Regions from separate parts of the Homo sapiens genome. Here region 2 is linked to region 1. The links are chromatin loops, found by intact Hi-C in ENCODE. Cell type or tissue: PC-3. All regions are shown on one strand. Region 1 overlaps SLC4A10 (solute carrier family 4 member 10). Region 2 overlaps SLC4A10 (solute carrier family 4 member 10).

Region 1 (2,500 bases):
GGAGAAAAGCCTGCATATGCACTCCCAGCACCTGCATCACAAATTCTTTCTCTTCAGCCCCTCATCTCACTCCACAACTAACCTGGCAGCTCACTCACACAAAAGCCTTTCAGTGGCTCCTTTTATTACATCAATTACTCTTTCTTTTGTCCTATGTTATTTTACATTTAGATCAAGAAATAGTCTAAGTACCTTGGTTGGAAAATATCTGCTAGTCTTGAACTGCTTCAGGGTGGCTGACAGAGTAACTGTGGAAAAGAACAGGATCACAGACCAAAATAGAACATCTGGAACATATGGGTGATCATGGCCACAGGCCCGTCCAACATACTCTCCATGCAATGATTTGCATTCCTGCCAGAGGAAGTAAAACAAATGGAGCTACTAAGAAAAAACCGGACACATTTCTTGCAGAAAACTAACACCTTCTGATCAATTGTAGTTCAGATGCTGAGGCTTTTCCTTTATGGCTCTCACAATGATTTAGCAGGCATTACATTACGAGTTTCAAGTTCAACTTGGATGGGTGGTGAGAAATATGCAAAGGTTTATGAAAAATTTGAACATGAACTGCTTTTTAAATTTAAATGTATAAAACGATTGATTTACCAATTAATTAGTATGTATTAAATCTAATATCTACTAAGTTCCTAACACGAGATATATTGAAAATATGACATATGTAATAGTGATTGGTTACTAAGGTCAGACACTATGCCCAGCTATTTAAATACATCATTTAAATTACTTTTCACACCAATACCATAAAATATGTTCATGCTATTATTAATATTCCATGTCTGAGGAAACTGAAGCATAAAGGGGTTAAATAATTTGTTGTGGCCTCACCACTGGTGGGTGGCCGCAGAGCTGTGATACAAACACGATTTCTGCAGTGAGATTATTATTGCTTATTGACTAAGAACAATGACTTTGTAGAATTATCTAGTCCAAAAGCTGCCAAGAAAGATGAGAAAGGCAACAAGAAAACTATGACATACAATGACTGAAATGAACTTGTAAGTCAAAGATGGGACTATCGAACTTGGACTAAAGAACAAATGAAATAAAATTACTACATGAGCAAGGCAAAGCTCATATTTACTATGACTTCTCCATGGATTATTTTTTCTTCTGCAACTGTAGTTCTGTAAGAGCCTGAAGAACTATTTCTAATTACTGCCTTAGCCATGAGGTGGCAGCAAAGTCAAAAAAATTTTTTTCCTCCAGGAAAAACTGAGCATTTCAAACAAATATTTTGAATGAAAAAAAGTTATTTTAAACTTACTTTGGTTTATCTTATTTAAAAATTAGATTACTAAAGTATTTTTACATTTCAAAACAGGAAATAATGGTTTAAATGATCCAGTGATCTCATTAGTCCTTGAGATATTCTTGCCCTGAACATAAATTGAATTGCAGAGAGATCTTGGAGACAAATATGAACTGATAGATTGATCACAAACACAGAGTCTGCCCAACTTTAGGCCTGAAATCTTTGTAGAGCAAAAAGTAAATACACTCCAAAGATTGTAGAATAAATTACAAATAGCTACACTGTCATCTGAAAACAAACAACTAGTAAAATCTACTTGGAGTTGCTAGCTACCCTAAGCCTGAGAGTCTTGAGAAATATAGTTAATACACCTTATTATTGTCTTAAAGAATCTGTCTCCTTTTCTAATTTAACTGCAAACATCTTCCTTGATAGGCAAAGTTAAATTCCAATTATTCATGTTAAGCTAATACAGAGCACAGCAACTTGGCTAATTGAAAAACCACAGAAAAATCCCCCAGGCCTTAATTAAAGTTTTAATTTTCCTTCTTTCAAAATGCTTTAAAAATAGATAAGGTGGCAAAAATGAATCCTTGTGTTTTTCATCCTCTTCTGCACCTGTCCAGAAATGCTAGCAGAGCAATTATTAAGCAATATAATGGGTAGCAAAATTGCTACATAGAAAAAGGAGCTAAAAGTTCCATGATAAACACATTATCTATAAATTTGTGAGCATCTTTTGTCATTTCTGCAGGTATAAAAGTCATTTGGCGGGATCTTGTTCTCAATTCTTAAGAACATAGATGACATTTAAAGGGTTCCTTAGCTGTCTTACACTCTATAATTTGCCAATGGTCTGCCTAATTACATTAATTCAAAGCATATTTGAAAATGTTATTTATTTTCTCTTTGGGAGGAAACAAAATGCTAATTTTAAAAGAGAAAAATTGTGACCTGCTAAATTCAACAATTATTTTCAGATTTATACTAATTGTATCCCCAATACACACACAGAGGCACTCACACATGCACACATACATACATGCACACATACACACAGAGTAAGTCCTGAAATTTAGAAATGAAAACCAAATCCAAATCCTGCTCTCGTTTTTTGAGTCTAACATATGGTTTCAGTTACAATGGGTACTCAAAAAATGCTTGTTGACAAACTGATTTCTACTAATTACTCTTCAAACACATTCTAAGTTTCAGCAATTCTAT
Region 2 (2,500 bases), 240 kb after region 1:
GCATGATGACTGTTACAAAGTCTTGCCAATAGCCCATCCAACCTCTTAGAATGTCTATAACAAAGTCTGTCGACAAAGGATGTTGACAATAATATGTTTGATATATGTCAGGTACTCTTATAAGTGTTTCACATACATTAACTCACTTAATGTTTACCACAACTCTTTGAGGTAGGTGCCATTATTATCCCTATATTACACATCAGGAAACAAGCCAAGATCATGCAGCCAGTAAGTAGCATAGCTAAGATTTGAACCCAGAGAACATGGCAGTCCAGACACTGAACCATTGCACAAGCCTCTTACTGCAGCCAGCCATTACAAACCAGAAGAATTTGCAAATCAATTTTCTATTGCTCTAATACAAGGAAACAGGCACTTTGGAGGCACTATCAGGCAGCGTGTTCCAGTTTGGGATTCTGGGGAAACAAGGGCTTTGCATCTTCTCCACCCACCTTCCTGCAACTTTCAGCAAACATATTGGAATGAAAGAGAAGAGAGTAATGCCTGACTGTTCACCAAGCAGCAGCTAAGGTCCACTTCCATAATTAGTTGGTCCTGATCCGCTTTCTCAGAACCTGAGGTAAATCCTATTCCCCCATTTTATTCAAAGGACTCTCCAAATGACCTAGTTAGTAACAGACACTTCCATACTTGCTACTCTTTATTTCCAAGTTTTATCCCTATAAAGTCAAAACCCCTTCCATAATACTTAATTACCCACACTGAGCCTGGAATTAGACAGGATTGATCAAGTCTCTATGTTGAGCTGACACTTCTGCCTCCTGCCAGTGGACTGGGTGCACCTTCAGTCTCATACTGACAATGATGGCTTATACAACATGCAAAGCTATTTTGCTATTTTACTGATTCACAGTTTATAAAGCCCTATACGAGAAACTATGCACTCTAAAAGTCTTTAATGCAATTTTCAATAAAGTTATGGGATGCATAATGATACAGTTTGACCTAAGCCTTCATTTATCTAATATCAAGAAATTTACATGAGGAAAAAAGGTTACATGTAACTCCTTCTAGGATTCATCAGCTTATAGATTAAGTTAAAACTGATTGTAGCATACTGCCTATCAAAAATCAATTCAAAATGTGAACACAATTTATTGTATATATTTTCTAATCTCCTTGAAAGCAGGAAATGACTTTTTCTTTTCTGCATTCCTCATAACACCAAATACATACAGTATCATCCAATGCTCAGCCTTTACTATGTTTACTGAATTGAAGAATTACTCAAATAGTTTTTATAGGCAGCTTACCTTTAAAACCTTTATGATGTATAATGAAATGCATGTAAAATAGTATAAACGAAGGCAGCCTTTGTAAGGAAGATGACCAATCATTACTGGGCAAGTTTACAATCAGTTTTATCATTCCAAAGATCAAGATTATCCTGCCATGCAAGAAGAAAGATTGACATTGCATTTAACTACATTCTAACCAGTCTTTGCTTTTTATTGTAGTATATTTTGAAATAGTAATAGAGAAAAATTTCTCTGATTTGTGACAGAAATGACAATTCTAAAATAGTAATTTTTTTCCACCTTACAAAATTATCGATATCCTCATTTAAATGCCACTAACAGAAAGTAACTAAAAATCTTTACAGTTTGGTTCTCTTGAAAGGTCAGGAATACAGTGAAAAATAGCAGAATGCTGTGAAACCAATACCAAGAGGAATCCCAAAGCAATGCCAAGAAACAGAATGTACTCATAATGACTAATACATGCAAATACTGGAAATAAATTCTAACAGATTAGACATATTTTGTTGCAATTAAAAGGTATATTCAAATCATTTCAAAATTAATCAAGCTTAAGAATATGCCAATCTTCCCTACTAATAAGAATATAAGCTGGCTAAGTAGCCTGAATAACATATAAATTATAGTCAATATCAGTAGGCAGAATGTGTTTTTAATTAAAAAGGAGAAACCCCTTAACTGAATCAATTCATTGTTTCAGACTTCCTTAAATATATTCATTTTTTTAATCTATGTCATTTCACCCTGATAAGGCATTAAATTACAATCAGGCTACAGAATCATAAAGACAAAACCATCTTGCTGTTGAGAACTGCTGCAATATATTTCTCTCTTTTTGATCATTTAATATGGAGTACCTGAAAAGTTCTCTAACATTGAGGCAGAAGCATGTACAATATTTTGAAAAATGAAATATATTTCCTTCAAAATCTGAATGTCAAATATAGGTAGTTTCTTATCCAAGTATATAATTCTGAGGACATGCTGTAACAAATCAAAGTTAAATGCATTATATATAACTTGATGGGTGAAAATAGTTTAAAATAAATGGCAGAGTTTCAGTACAAAATGGACATCGAAATCCAAATCATTTGCATGTTTAACATAGTCAAGTATTTTCAGTTTGAAAATGAAAGTAAGCAAAGGACGAAGCTCTCTGGGTCAAAAAATCTTCAACAAGCTTAAATGTCACAAGCTTTCTTTGTGAAAAACAGATT

Evidence for each region. A loop is a pair of places that touch in the nucleus more often than their neighbours do. Peaks named below come from ENCODE experiments on the same cell type or tissue, not always from the same donor. Only the 100,000 strongest peaks of a DNase experiment are listed, where the experiment ranks them.
Region 2: a loop joins it to region 1, with 2.8 times the contacts of the local background. A loop is called at or near these places in 2 of 110 quality-filtered maps.

What each region holds. Positions count from the first base shown.
Region 1 is chr2:161,945,420-161,947,919 of GRCh38, reverse strand. SLC4A10 (solute carrier family 4 member 10) reads right to left here. Exons shown (of 27, transcript NM_001178015.2): 17 at 193-354. Among named protein-coding and RNA genes, the nearest start is that of DPP4, 130 kb to the left of the region's middle. In PC-3, a CTCF peak has its summit at 1,205 (motif pointing right); no DNase peak of the experiment used is centred here.
Region 2 is chr2:161,709,529-161,712,028 of GRCh38, reverse strand. All of the region lies in intron 1 of SLC4A10 (solute carrier family 4 member 10), which reads right to left. Among named protein-coding and RNA genes, the nearest start is that of SLC4A10, 86 kb to the right of the region's middle. In PC-3, no CTCF peak of the experiment used is centred here; a DNase peak (open chromatin) is centred at 1,318; H3K4me3 peaks cover 1,426 bases; H3K27ac peaks cover 2,142 bases.